2 separate regions of the Homo sapiens genome follow, and region 2 is linked to region 1. A link is a contact called in ENCODE Hi-C or POLR2A ChIA-PET data. All regions are on one chromosome and are shown on one strand. The core of a region is the stretch at or near the end of the contact, and the rest is flanking DNA. Distances in the headings are between cores, read along the strand shown. Region 1 overlaps SRRM4 (serine/arginine repetitive matrix 4). Region 2 overlaps HSPB8 (heat shock protein family B (small) member 8).

Evidence for each region. Hi-C counts contacts between places; a loop is a spot of excess contacts on that map. ChIA-PET counts read pairs that join two places held with the same protein, here RNA polymerase II (POLR2A). Pooled maps may share reads with other maps.
Region 2: a map of tibial artery shows a loop between it and region 1 (2.6-fold over the local background). The contact joins two enhancer-like sites. A Hi-C loop is called at or near these places in 4 of 168 maps with a recorded cell type or tissue (aorta, gastrocnemius medialis, heart right ventricle and 1 more) and 6 of 50 pooled maps. POLR2A ChIA-PET finds 5 or more read pairs at or near these places in 4 of 52 experiments (AG04450, H1 and WTC11).

Annotation. Positions count from the first base shown.
Region 1 is chr12:119,152,079-119,159,612 of GRCh38, forward strand. It overlaps SRRM4 (serine/arginine repetitive matrix 4), which reads left to right. Exons shown (of 13, transcript NM_194286.4): 11 at 1,461-1,571; 12 at 2,165-2,305; 13 at 4,417-7,534. The coding sequence ends at 4,720. Among named protein-coding and RNA genes, the nearest start is that of HSPB8, 23 kb to the right of the region's middle. RefSeq lists enhancers at 1,561-2,093, 2,094-2,624. Within about 2 kb of position 2,560, at least 2 of the 41 ENCODE cell types and tissues checked have a DNase peak (open chromatin) inside an H3K27ac peak, as active enhancers do.
Region 2 is chr12:119,185,492-119,193,025 of GRCh38, forward strand. It overlaps HSPB8 (heat shock protein family B (small) member 8), which reads left to right. Exons shown (of 3, transcript NM_014365.3): 2 at 1,534-1,597. Among named protein-coding and RNA genes, the nearest start is that of HSPB8-AS1, 5.2 kb to the left of the region's middle. Within about 2 kb of position 3,645, at least 9 of the 41 ENCODE cell types and tissues checked have a DNase peak (open chromatin) inside an H3K27ac peak, as active enhancers do.

The sequences.
Region 1 (7,534 bases), core at 1,310-3,809:
AATGAGACATGAAATCTCAGAAATCGGAAGATTCTATCCAAACGAATCAACCCATAAATTCAGGGAGTCCAGCTTTCCTCTGCAAAAAGAAATTCCCAATAGGAGCTTGATTGTTCCTCTTTTGCAACTATACAATCAAAAAACAGTTGCTTATTTAGCTGGTCATCTCAAGACTGGTCCATTCCAAAAAATGAGACAAGGCAACTGATGAAAATATTCAACATGATAGAGTGACATAAATAGAAGAGCAAATCAGGCTAAAAGAAAAATTAAGGAAAGAAATATAAAATTAAGTCAGGAGACAGTCCCAAAAGTACGTCCTACCATTCTGTAAAGTTGCTATGGAGGTAAGCTGCAAATATGACGTCTGAGCTCCCTGACAGACAAAGCAAAGAGGAAAATTACTCCCTCATTTACTACATTATTAACAAAAAAAAGATAAGAATTGAACCAGTTGCTCAGAAGAGCAGCTATTTCAGGTTTTTAATTCTATGAAAAATGACTCAGATGGCTCCACAGAAAAGGGACTCTATATGGTGCAGTGAATGGAAATTCTGATAATATCCTTTCAAAGTATCCAAAAACAGGTTTCATCTTGACTCTTTCTTATATCTCTCAATGCATAGCCAAAGCATAAGTTGGCAAAAGCACATTTTTCCAGTGACCATAGCTGGACACTGCTGAGGGCACTGAGAAGGGAAGAGCTATTCCTGCCCCTGTTTTCTAAAAGTGGGAGGCATTAACAGAAAGCAAAGAAGACTAGGAGGAGCATAAGGATTAGTCATGTAGATGCACAACAATATAGTCTACAAAAATCAAGAGCACTTTGAAACCAAACAGACGTGAATTAAATTTGGCTTAGAGGCAAACAGTCCTGGGTTCACATCTCTTACCAGCTGTGTTTAGCGAAGTGCATCATCTCTCTGTGCCTCTGTTTCCCCATCTATAAAATGAAATTGATAATAGTACCTAACCCTAAGATGTGTTGAGGATTAAATAATACACACAAAGCACTGGTTCAATGTCTGGCACATAATAAAATATGTCATAGTCATAGCTAACATTTCCTATGTCCTGTCTAATTGATACTTAGCATAGGTGCCAATATGCTATGTGATTTACCCGAATTCACTCATTCAATTTACAATTGTCTAGGGTAAGGACTATTATTACCTGCATTTTATAGACAAGAAAACGGCCCAGGGAAACGAAATCATCTGCCAAGGTCACACAGCTAGTAAGTGGCCAGGATAGTAGGCACAAAATAGAAGTTGTTGGTATTATTATTAACCACCGGTGGGGAGGGGCTTTCATTCTTTGATCGGGGCCCAGTTCCTCTGCCTGGCTTCCAGAAAGAAAAAGGTCACTGCCCAGGGACCCGCTGAATAAAGCTCAAGCCGTCTTGGATAACCCAGGCGGACACTCAGCAGGCTCCTCAGAGGCTGTTACCTCTCCCCCAGGTCCTACTCCCGCTCTCCCAGCTATTCCTCCAAGTCTGGCAAGAGGAGCCCGCCCAGCAGAAGCTCTAGGTCCCGCCGCAGCCCTAGCTACTCCCGCTACAGCCCCAGCAGGTACCGGCCCCGCCCCTCAAACTAGGCCCGTCCTAGGCCCCACCCCTTTGCTCTGATCCTCCTCTCTGGCCCCGCCTCCCCGTTCTCGGGCCTTCTTCCTCTTAGGTCTGACCCTGACTCAGCATTCTTACAGTTCCCTTTGTCCAATCAGGAGTGGCAGCGAGGCATCAAATACCCTTGTTTCCTAATGTCTCCAGCCCAAACAGTCCCGCAGACATACCCCAGAATTCACATCCCCAGCCCTCAGCCTCTACAGACCGTCCCCATATTCAGAGCCCCCAGTTCTTACCCACGCACCAGGGCCTGCGTAACATTCACGTCCTCACCCCTGCAGCACCTGCCCTGCTATGATGCCCACCTGCAAATGCTGACACCCCTGCACAAGCCCAGCCCCCACCCCTACGGTACTAACAACCCTCGCAGACTCTTACCGCAGCCCCGTCATCCTCCCTCCGGTCTCCCTTGCGGCAACGTGCAGACCCCATCCCGTGACCCAGTGGGGTGGGAAAGAAAGGGAGTGTCCCTCTCCCACGCGCTCACGCAGAAAATCCAGCCCAGCCCCAGCTCCCCAGTAACCCCCCGCGCCCCTTCAGGGAGCGGGATCCCAAATACAGTGAGAAGGACTCGCAGCAGCGGGAGCGCGAGCGAGCGCGTCGGAGACGTCGGTCCTACTCGCCTATGAGAAAGCGCCGGAGAGACTCCCCGAGCCACCTGGAGGCCCGGAGGATAACCAGGTGAGGCCAGGGGGCAAGGGGGACCCACCTTCATCCTCGTTCCCACTCCCATTCTTACTCATTCGAGCCTCAGGCTCTCCCTAGGCCTCCTTGGGGCTGGGATTTAGGATTGTGCGAGCTTATGGTCCCCCCAACCCCAACATCATTGAAATTACGTGTCTGTTCAAAGCCTTGGGACTGAGTCTCCCAGCTCAACCAGCAGGGCCTGCAAGAAGGGGGCGGGGCCAGCCTGAAGAATCGGGTGTGGCATGGGGGAGTGGCCAAAGCCTGAGGGTGGAGCTGGGGCCGGGGAGGTGGAGCTGGGGCCGGGGAGGCGGAGCTGGGGGAGAGAGTGGCGTCAGGCCAGGGAATGGAGGCCAAAGCAATGGAGCAGGACCTTGGCCTGGTGGTGGATCCCGAGCAGCGGAGACAGACCTCTACCCTCAGACCTGTACACTCAGCTGTCAGGCTTAAATAAACCTATATGTAATTATACCTTGAACCAAGTGTGGAAAGGACAAACAGGATTGCTTAGTTCCCAAAGGGACCTAGAGGGAGCCACGGTGGATAAGCCGGAGAGCACTGGATGTGGATTGGAATCCTGAATGTACCACTTTGCAGGTGACCTAGGAAAGGCTCTTACCTTCCTGAGCCTCAGTTTTCTCACCCATGAGATATTGGAAGAAATAACTCCCAGAAGCATGAGGATGAAATGAAAAGGGGCAAAAAGATGTGAACGTGCTTTGTAAACTTGAATGCAGAGTACACAATGTGCCATTGTTGATTGAATGGTCAGAATAGGTGGATACCGTTCCTGGAACAGGTAAGGCCTCAGAAGAGAAAAGCTCTAGCAGAGAAGTCTGAGTGCAAGCAAATTTCTCAGGCCTTGAAAGCTGGGAGAATGATTGAATGCTGCCCTAAGATTGGGTTGGGCTCTTCCTGCTGGCCTTCCAGGCATCTGCCACTCAGTCCAGACACTGGACTGAGGAATCAGGGATTCTCCCTGGAGATGACCTGGAGGAGGAAAAAGAATGTGTTTCCCAGATAGCAAGGCTGGGGTGATGGGTCCCCTTCTCCAATATCCCACAGGGCACCCTGCCTCAGCTTGTAAAGAATTCCTAAACCCTTGGGAGGCCAAGGCAGGCGGATTGCTGGATCTCAGGAGTTTGAGACCTGCCTAGGCAATATGACAAGACCCTGTCTCTACCAAAAATACAAAACACTAGCCAGGCATGGTGGTGTGCACCTGTGGTCCCATCTACTTGGGAGGCTGAGGTGGGAGGATCATTTGAGCCTGGAGTGGGGTGGAGGTTGCAGTGAGCCGAGATCGCACCACTGCATTCCAACCTGGGTGACAGAGCGAGACCCTGTCTGAAAAAATGTAATTAATATAATATAATACAATATAATTCCTAGCATAATTTCTAAACCCACTCCCTTGATCCAGTGTCACACAGCTATTAAGTGGCCAGGATAATAAGCACAAAATAGAAGTTGTTGGTATTATTATTATCTTTGGGGTCAACCTAGAGGAAAGCTAAGATAGAGAGTGGCATTTCCAAATGGCTGTCTAGTTTCTTTAGTCAATCTCAAATAATTCATCTTGATTAACCCATTCAGTGTTTCCCAATCTTTAGTCATTCACCAGTATCTTGACCACATATGACTTGTCTGTTTATCAACTGTACTATTCTTAATTTTCTTTAAATAGATATGACTCTTTTCAAAGGTTCATACATTTATTTCTAAAGGAAACGATACAGTACAGTAAATGGAAAATTAGCCTCTTTTGCCATAAATAGATGGTTCTAGTAAAAGTAAAAATAGGAAAACAAAACTATGATTAAAGTTTAGATGTAGATTCTGTTGCAAGCTGAAGGCTCTGAGCTCCAGGCTTGCTTCATGGGGGAAAGAAAAAAGTGAGATAATCATTTTTCAAGACATACTAGCACTAAGCTGAGACTTTTACTTTGATGTGTTCTCAGCACTGCAAGAGAAGTGGAAAGGGAGTATTTTTTCCTAAGGGACTGGGGAAAGGGAGGATATTGGTTTCCCTTGGGACAAGACTGGGGCTCGCTGCGGGGAGGCACGGAGGGGCCGGCCCTCATCCCTCCTCTCTCTGGTCTCTGCAGTGCCCGGAAACGCCCCATCCCCTACTATCGGCCCAGCCCCTCCTCATCCGGCAGCCTCAGCAGCACCTCCTCCTGGTACAGCAGCAGCAGTAGCCGCTCGGCCAGCCGCAGCTACTCCCGGAGCCGGAGTCGGAGCCGGAGCCGGAGACGGAGCCGGACCCGCACGAGCAGCAGCTCTAGCTCCCGCAGCCCTAGTCCGGGCTCCCGCAGCCGGAGCCGGAGCAGGAGCCGGAGCCGGAGCCGGAGCAGGAGCCAGAGCCGGAGCTACAGCTCAGCAGACAGCTACTCCAGCACGAGGCGCTAAGTGCCCCTGAGCCAGCTGCCCGTGGGGGCCCCTTCGCGCTGCCAGCCTCCCCCAACCACCTGCCCTCCCCGCCTTCTTGGTGACAAATAGTGAGGGCTCCTATACCTTGTCCTTCCTGCTTGCCTAGGGGAAGAGGAGAAGAGGGTAAGGGGGCTTCACTCTCTAGATCAGCCTGCTAGGAGCCTCTACCAGCATCATCCTGGGGCCCAGCTCAGGCCTGGGCATATGGAAAGAACCATCATCTTGTGGCACAAAAAAAGAAGAAAGAAAAGAAAACTTCAAGGTTTTGTGAGAAGCAATGGGTCTGTGACTCAAAAATTGAGCCCTGGCCAGGAAAATGTGGAGACAGTTCTTCTCCTCCACTGCTCACAGGAGGCCCGTGGTAATTCTCCCCACCTCCCCGGATGCCCCACTAGTCCAACTTCATGGCTGCACGTGGATGGACCCCCATGTCTGAGAGGGGTGAAAGAGGAGACCAATGGCAGTTCAGGTTCAAGATAACGGGGTCAGGCCTTTAACTTCCTCAAACAGGCCCAAGCAAAGGCTGGAAGACATTTGGGTCCTAGAAGAAGGGATATCCTTGAATACCAGATGGGGACGTTTGACTTGGTGGGAGGTGTCAGGAGATAGGAGTTGGTTAAGATGATAGATAGAAAAACGGAAGGGTTCAGCTGCTGCTCCCAATACCTCAGCATGGTAAGGGGACAGAGCCCAGCAGATCCCAGCTGTGAAGAGGCCACTGCATGGCTGACACAAAACACCTCTTGGCCATTCACAGGGGCCCTGCAACCTCACGAGAAAGGAGATAGTGGAAGAGTCAGGACAGGTTGGTCTCCAGCCCCACTTCCCAAATATGCCTCAGCCCCACTAGCTGGCACCAACTTAATTCCACGGGACCATCTGCTGAACATTCCCCAGTGCCATGGCCAGTTGCCAGGCCCCAGCGCCAGCCAGTCTGGCCTTACCCTCCGGTTGGCGCCTGCCAGCCCCCTCCCCTCTGCCCAGGCTGCCACGCCCTGGATGCCACCCAGTGCAGCCTGGCACCTACCCACCCACCCTTCAGCTTAAGCCACTCCCCTTGCCTCTCAGGAATTTTGCCAGGATGGGGCACAGCAGCTCAGGTTTGGGGGAAAAGACCCGAATCCAGAGTGCAGGGGAGAGGGGCTTGGATATGCCATGTCTTGGGCTCCTGCTGGCTTCTGAGGTTTCTTGTCAGCTTGGGAAAGACCCACCTTTATTTTTGCCCTCACCCCAAGTCCCCCCTGGCTGGGGCTGGGCAGAGAGGGTAAGCTGATCTCCGATCCACAAATACCACCAGCTGCTTCATCCACAGAAGGCGCTAAGAACGGGGAGGTGAGGAATAAGATCCTTAAAATAAACTCTTGGGCATCCCCCTCACCAGCTGACTGGCTTTCCGGAGGCTTGTGGGTGAGTTTCAAGTTTGTGGTGGCAACAGCAGCAGGACAGGGCACGGAGGGAGCGAGGGAGAGAGGACCGGTCCCAGCTTTTGGATATTTTGGGTTATGGGGAAGCAAGGGCCAAACATTCTTTATCCCTCCCACCCCAGGGAAAACATTTGGAAAATAGTCCTTTTTCTTGGAAGCAGTGACGTCTCCCTACCCAATCTTTCCCATCCTATCAACCCATGGGGCTAGAGACTGCCATGCAACCACCACCACGACAGCCCTTCCTCCATCAGAAGACAGGAGTGAGGGCCCCGGGCAGCAGTGGACGACCCAGCCTCCCCATACCGGGCCTCTGGCCCAGACCTAAGCCCTGCCCACAAAGACTAATGGATGCCAGTGCTGTCACTGCAGAAGGCCAGATGGCAGGTGCCTGGGACAGGGGCAGGTGCCCCGGGGAGGGCAAGTACAGCCACTGTAAATAACCCTCGTCCCTGCCCAGGAACCCAGACTGGACTTCAGTCTCCCTCCATGGAGACAAAGGCTTCCCAGAGCCACCAAAAACCTTCTTAGCAGGACAGCTGTGAGAGGCATCAGAACCTCACGTTCGGACTGCCTTCATCAAGACAACTCTAGGGGACCATTTTGCCTGGGGCTCCTAGCAAACCTTTTTATTTATTTTATTTATTTATCTATTTATTTATTTGATGACTGTCTCTCTTTCTCGCCATTAGCAGTATTGAATTATTTATTTATACAGAGGTTTTGTGTGTGTGTGTGTGTGTGTGTGTGTGTGTGTGTGTGTGTGTGTGTGTGTTGGGGGGATCTCCTAAATTATTTCTGTGCATCTCCTTTTTTTTTCTGCTGTTTTTTATGGATGGGATTTGAGAGGCCAAAGGTGAGTGGGCTATTGGCCTTCTCCCTGAAGGCTCTAAGCCTGGAACACCCTGGGGTTGGCCCAGAAGGAGGCACATCAGTCCCAAAATTCATCACTTAACCCAGCGTCCAGGAGGGTCAGGCCTGTACCCCAGCCTCCTGTCCCCCAGGAACCTCACAGGGGTATCAAAAAGATGTAAACAGCCCAGAGGCTTATGAGCTACAGTGATGAATTGACACAGTGGAGTTGCAACTTAGGTGGGGGTTGGAGTCGAAAGTTGGCAAATGGGGCCAAGGCTGCACAAAGTCGAAATCCCTTGTGAATGTCCCTTAGGGAGGCACCAGATTGGAGACAGATGTGCTATCTCCTAACAGAGTGATGAGGCTTCAGTTGAGTACTTGCTGAAGTAGTTGCCTTGTATTTTGAGGGCCATGGTGGATGAAAATGATGTCTGGTTTAGTACTGGAATTGCACTTGGGGTTGACAAGGTGCTCACACCATGAGAATGGAGGCAGGAATTGAGCTGACTGAGGG
Region 2 (7,534 bases), core at 2,395-4,894, 34 kb after region 1:
TCCAGCTAATTTTTGTATTTTTAGTAGAGACGGAGTTTCACCGTGTTGGCCAGGAAGGTCTCGATCTCTTGACCTCGTGATCCACCTGCCTCGGCCTCCCAAAGTGCTGGGATTACAGGCATAAGTCACCACGCCCTGCCTATTATTATTATTATTATTATTTTTAGAAACAGTGCCTCTCTATGTTGTCCAGGCTGGTCTCAAACTCCTGGCCTCGAGTCATCCTCCTGTCTCAGTCTCCCAAAGTGCAGACATTATAAGAGTGAGCCACTATGCCCGGCCTATTTTCTGCATTTTCTAACATACACATGCACTATCTTAAAGCACAAAAAAAGCTATTAACAAAGAAATAATTAAAAGTAATTAGCTATAAGTTGTCAGTTTAAAAAAATCTGGACTGCTATATTCAACAAAGTTGTTTACATTCTAGATTTCAAGGCCCCTCAGAAGCACCTCCCTGTGTAAATGAGGGTTCTTGCCTCCAGAAGGTGGCCCCACAAATGAGGAGTGAAAAGTAACAGCCGAATGGCCCCACTGTTGTACTAATCTTGTTTGTTTAAAGAGAAACTACAGACACTCTCTCTATTAAAGAAAAAAAGAATGAGGAGAGACCGAGAGAATTAGAATGTGCTATATACATTACAAGATCAAAACCAGTTTAGGCCCAAGTCTTCTTGTAATTTCATCTTTTTCCTCCCTGAGGGGGTTGGGAAGCCCTCTCTTACCACAGGTTAAGAGGCGAGAGGTCTGGTGGAATTTCACATCCACAGTGCCCTTAGGAAAAGCTGGGTGTTTTTGGCAGATTGAAGCATTCTTTTTCCAGGCTGTGCTTTCACTACTGGGTACAGATAATGTGGCTTAAAGAGCTAATCGGGAGCTGGAACAGACAGAAATTCAAGAGCAGAGAGGCATCAGGACCTAGAACTTGGCCTAGACTCAGAGAGAGCTGATTCAAAGCTCAGAGCCACCAGGGACCTGCTGGGCGACCCTGGATCCATCACCAAGCCTCAGTTTCCATGTTGGAAACAAAGGGAGAACGACGTCTGGGCTCAGAGTTAGGAAAGCACTCTGTTAGCTATAAAGCAAGCTACATGGCAGAGTCGCCCTCAGCATGTGACCCCGCTTCAAGCCTGCCATCCAGTCTGGGATGTCAGACCCAGGGTTCTACTGGCAGGTTAGAGAAGAGGAGTCAGGTGGGAGACTTGGAAGATTTGGTACAACACATGGAAGATTTGGTACAACACAGAAGTTTCTGCGATTTCCTCAGACTAACCCTTAATTAACTACAAACCACGGTCTACGCCTCCTTTCCATCAATTATCTTATTTCACCTTCATAGCCAGCCTTGGAAGTGGACTTAGGTGGGTCTGTATGGCAGACAAGGTCCTTGAGGCTTAGATAACTAGAGTCTCTAGGGTAGGCCTAAGTCACACAGCAAGGCAGGTCCAGGGCCAGGATTTGAACCCAAGCCTCAGTCCTGAAGGATGCCCAAGGAACATAGATGCTGACACGCCACACTTTTCTTCCTTCCAGGCAAACATGAAGAGAAACAGCAAGAAGGTGGCATTGTTTCTAAGAACTTCACAAAGAAAATCCAGTAAGTAACCTGGAGTCATGGAGCTCAGGGTGGGAGTGGAGGAGGGGGCACACCTGGGACCCATGATCTGGGGTCTCTCCCTCTTGGGCATCTCTCTTTTAAGACACCTCCTTGGGGCAGGGAATTGAACCCTCACACCTAACGAGGAGAAAATATCCCAGCAGACCTGTAATAGGGTCCCAGAAGGGGGAGCACATAGATTGCATCATCTCATCTGCTCGGTGCCCTGTGAGGTGGGTATTAAAAACCCCATTTTATTTATTTATTATTTATTTATTTATCTTGAGACCGAGTCTCACTCTGTCACCCAGTCTGGAGTGCAGCGGTGTGATCCCAGCTCACTGCAACCTCCACCTCCTGGGTTCAAGCGGTCCGTGTGCCTCAGCCTCCTGAGTAGTTGGGATTACAGGCATGTGCCACCATGTCCGGCTAATTTTTTGTATTTGTTTAGTAGAGATGGGGTTTCGCCATGTTGCCCACACTGGTCTTGAACTCCTGGGCTCAAGCGATCCACCCACCTCAGCCTCTCAAAGTGCTGGGATTAGAGGCTTGAGCCACTGCACCCGGGGAACAACTCCCTTTTATAGACTAAGCATCTGAGGGTAAGCAAGACAATGACTTGTCCACAATCACACAGCCCCTACCCATGGGGCATAGCTGAGGGAGGACCCCTGTCACCATCCAGAAAGACCATCCCCTGATTCCCCAAATGCCCCAGCAGAATATCTTCCAGGCTGCTTGCTCAGCCTCTGCCCTGCCAGGAAAATGAGCACCTTCTCTAGGGCATCCACAAAAATGAAGTTGGAAAGTGTCCTGAGAACACTGCATACTACCCAGAGAGGTTTGGAGGCTGAGACACTGGGACACAGGAAGAGCTATTTTGCTGAGGGGAGTAGAAGGGATTCATGTTTAACAGGGAAAGGGAGCCTGGGGGAACCGTGAGAGCAGCCAAGGACAATCAGGCTGAGGCCATGAACCAAAGCCACCACGAGCCCCTAGCTGGCAGTACCTATAGGGAGCAGAGTTGCACAGTGTGGTCACGATGGCTGCACTTAAACAACTGCCAGGTGCTTCATACATACCTTCTCCCTAATCAGCAATCAGCGTCACTCCACTATGTGCGTTTCTGGCCCCTAAACTCTCTCTCTCTCTCTCTCTCTTTTTTTTTTTTTTTTTGAGATGGAGTCTCACTCTGTTGCCCAGGCTGGAGTGCAGTGGCACGATGTCAGCTCACTGCAACCTCTGCCTCCTGGGTTCAAGCAATTCTCCGGCCTCAATCTCCCAAGTAGCTGGGATTACAGGTGCATGCCACCATGCCTGGCTAATTTTTGTATTTTTAGTAGAGACGGGGTTTCACCATGTTTGGCCAGCCTGGTCTTGATCTCCTGACTTCAAGTGATCTGCCCGCCTCTGCCTCCCAAAGTGCTGGGATTACAGGTGTGAGCCACTGCGCCTGGCCCCTAAACTCTTTTCCAAGCCATCGTTGCATTTAGCCTTTGCAGCAAAAGTGTGCATCGGAGAGGAGACATGACCCTCCTTGCAATACAGGGAAACTAAGTCTCCCACAGGTGAAAGGACATACCCAAGGTCTTTACAGCTAGAATTTAGAAGGGCCCAGAATAGATCCCTGACCTCTGAGTTCCATGCTCAGTCCTTGGGCAAGGAATGCTGTTTCCTCATCTGTGAAAGGGATGCTGATTCCAGCCTTGCAGAGTTCCTGGCTGAAAGTGACATAAGGTCATGGCCCAGCGTAGGTCCTCATAAGTGGGAGTTCATTATTACTATTGTTATTGTTGACTCTTAACTTTTCCATCAGCCTTTGCAAAGAAATTCTGTGTGTGGAGAGATCACACTAGCTGAATTCTGAGGCTTCTTCCAGCTTGGGATTCTACATTCCTGTCTCTTCCCCCACATGTCCGTCCCTGGCCCTCCCACAGCCTCTGCAGTTCTTGGAAGCCTGTGGACACTTCCTGATAAGGCAAACGCCAAACCATTTGTTCTTCGTGTTTGCTGGCTTGCCTGGCATCTCCGTGCCCCACACCTCTCCCTGGTTTAGCAAGCAGATTAAACATTGCTGAGGGAGAGGAAGGAAGGCAGGGGGTGGGGGGAAGCTGATGTCAAGGCTCAAATGAGGTCTCAGGGTGGAGTCACAAGCAGGGCATAGCTGTAAAAGGGACTGTGTAAGAAAGAAGTGAATTAATCATCTTAAAAGGGGTGTGTGTGTGTGTGTGTGTGTGTGTGTGTGTGTGTGTGTATTTCACATGCTCCAAGGCCTTAGGGGAGATAGCTTGCTGGAAGTAACCTGATGAGAAATGCCTGAAATTGCTCCAGGCTGGTGCTCAGCTGCTGAGCTGGGCTAGTTGTTAAAATATTCAGTGGTCCCCAACCTTTTTGGCACCAGGGACCAGTTTCGTAGAAGGCAATTTTTCCATGGACTGGGGAATGAAACTGTTCCACCTCAGATCATCGGGCATTAGATTCTCATAAGAAGCATGCAACCTAGATCCCTCGCATGCACAGTTCACAACAGGGTTCAAGCTCCTATGAGAATCTAATGCCACTGCTGATCTGACAGGAGGCGGAGCTCAGGCAGTAATGCTGGCTGAACTGCTGCTCACCTCCTGATGTGAAGCCTGGTTCCTAACAGGCCACAGATGGGTGCCGGTCCATGATCCGGGGGATGGGGACCCCTGAATATTGGCTAGCTATTGCCCTGAGCCCTCCCTAGCCAACCCCAGTCACTCTGATCTTGTCCCCAGGACCCTCTAAACCTCTCCACCTTCCAACAACTAAAGGGTCCCAGGACCCTCCTCCATCACTATGACATGCACCCATCCCTTCTGAATGGTCAGTGCCCAGCTGCACTAGTTGTTAAATATTTTGAATCTCAGCTCCGGGTGCAGGGAGTCCTGGCTCCATGAGAAAGTGAGTGGGTAACTTGGGGCAACTTGCTTAACTGCTCTGACCTTCCATTCCCACATCCCTGCATGGAGGGGTTGTGATGGGAGTGAGAGGATGTGTATAACGCATTAAGCATGGAATACAGACTCAGGGCTTGGTCCATGGGAATTAATATTATGAAAAGGCTTCACAAGGCTGGACTCACACTCCAGCAGCTGGGACTCCTGGGAGCTCCTGGCTCTGCCCAGACTCTAGACACCTAGGAGTCGAACTGGGGTCTGGGACACCTCTGGACCAATCTCAGGAGTCCTCGTTGCCTCCTCTCCCAGGGAAAACTCCAGTCATTAGAGGACAGGGAGATTCCTTCAGCCAGGCTGAGATCCTTGGAGATTTCCACCCAGGCAGGATGCTGCAGCTGTTTGCCTTAACCATGGCAAGGAAATTCATCTCAACACATCCATCTCTGTGTGAAAAGCCCCATTTGGACTGAATAAGGAGGAGAGGGAGAGGTCTTGGGTCTCAGCTTTCAAAGTCCATGATCTTCCTATTTGGTTAGGGGAAACCAAATTACAGTCATTTGCAATACCGTCATTCACATCCCATCTTCACTATTTTTTGCCTTATATGCTTACATTGCTGTACCATGATTTACTAAAGGTTTTTTTTTCTTTTAGATCATCTCATTTTTGATAAAGTTAAATTCTTATCACTGAAATGTTCACTGAGGAAAGCGATCATGAAATAAATCCAATGAAAGCAAACTGTGGTTAAATTCTAACTAGATAATATTGCCTGCCTAAGGGCCTCAGCTCTCTCATTGTTAAAAAGGGAAGGTAGCAAGTGATAGAGGCTAAAGGCGTTAAAGGCATGTTAGTACTTAGCAGAGACATTCCTTCAGATGTAAGTAGAAGCACTGAAAGAGAACTGAAGAGGAATTACTTTCCCACCAAATGGGTTTAAATACAAGTCACTTGGTTAGAGACCTTGGACTTGTCTATCTCTCTGAGTTTCAGTTTCCCCATAAGTAATATAAGAGCATTGTCATGGACAATCAGGAAGATCCTTTGGGGCCCTGATACTCTGTGGTTCAATGATCCTGCAATTTGTATGATACTCCATCTTGCTGTCAAGATGCCAACATGTAAGGTCAAAGACTGCAACGTAATTCTCACTCCACCCTAAGAGGTGGGTACTATTATTGCCCCCTTTTTTTCTGCAAAGAAACAGGTTCAAAGAGTCAAGATCACCAGCCCCATGTTGTGTGGTCAGGAAGAGTCAGAATTTGAATGCACGTCAGCCTGCCTGCAAAACCCATGCTCTAGGCCATAGCCACCCTGTCACACTGTACCTGGTGTGCACTGGGTTGGTGTGCACATGGTTAAACAGTCAGCCCATCCCCAGCATTGGGAGGGAGGTCTAAACTTTTGACTTTGTCTCCGCTTCAAAAGCTTGACTTGGCAGCTTTCTAGTTCCCTCTTTTTCTTCCAAATGGGCTTCCCAGAAGCAGCCTTGTTCATCTCCATGGTTCCAATCTGGCAAGGAATCTCCTGGGTAGATACGGCTCATGTGGCTACAGGTTGTTGTACCCACAAAAAAAGAAAGAAAGAAAGAAAAAAAAAAAACTCCCCAGCCCCTCCAGAAGGAGTCCTGCCTATGATCAGGAATGGGCTTACCTCATGCCTTGGTTCTTTCATCAAGACCCTCGTATTTACAATAGGCAGAGCCAGCAGGGATCAGTGGAAAGATTTTGATTGAACTGCCGGTCCTTCCTGCCATAGTCCTTCTTTCAAATGTCTGGTGCTGGGGGAGGCAGGAGAGCATCATGGTCAGATACTCTGAGTTTGGAGACCAGGATTCCAATTCCATTTCCTATCTGCCATTTGCCAGCTGAGCAACCTTGGGCAAAGCAGTTCACTTCTCTGAGTCTCAATTTCCTCATCTGTAAGATGGGGATAGCAATGGAATCTGCCTGGTGGGATTATTGTTAACACCAAAATGATATGATTCAGCTAAAGTACCTGGCACATAGAAAGTACTCAGAAGGTCATGGATTTCATGGTTAAAAAAAATAATGGCACCCCAATGAGATCACTAATATGTCCTCACAGTTTTAATAGTTTGTTGAAGAAACCAAATTCTCAATAGTCTCATTCACCCAAAGCAATCCAAAAATCATAAAAATACCTTATTAGAAGTTGGACCAGATTTAGGTTTAGAAATTCCATCTTCGATGCTTTCTCACTTGTTGAGCTTGTCATTTGATTTCCCCCAAGTCTCTGTTTAGTGATCTGTAGAATGGGCATATTAATTCTTACCTCTTAATCATCCTCTTACAATACTCCAACCAAGTATTGTCTATAACTGAGTTTTAAGAACAAGATAATTGGCTGGGCTCGGTGGCTCACGCCTGTTATCTCAGCACTTTGGGAGGCTGAGGTGGGTGGATCACAAGGTCAGGAGTTCGAGACCAGCCTGGCCAACATGGTGAAACCCCATCTCTACTAAAAATACAAAAATTAGCCAGGCATGGTGGTGGGTGTCTGTAATCCACACTACTCAGGAGGCTGAGGCAGGAGAATTGCTTGAACCTTGGGAGGCGGAACTTGCAGTGAACCAAGATCGCGCCACTGAACTCCAGCCTAGGTGACAGAGTGAGACTCTGTCCCAAAAAAATAAAAGGAAGAACAAGATAATAATGATCTGCTAAGTGATTGTATTAGTCTGTTTTCACACTGCTGATAAAGACATACCTGAGACTACATAATTGATATATATATGAAAAAAAGAGTTTTAATGGACTCACAGTTCCACATGGCTGGGGAGGCCTCACAATCATGGCAAAAGGTGAAAGGCACGTCTTACATGGCAGCAGACAAGAGAGAAAATGAGAACCAAGCAAAAAATCTTATAAAACCGTCAGATCTCGTGAGACTTATTCCCTACCATGAGAACAGTATGGAGGAAACTGCCCCCTACCCATGATTCAATTATCTCCCATCAGGCCTCTCCCACAACGTATGGGAATTATGGGAGCTA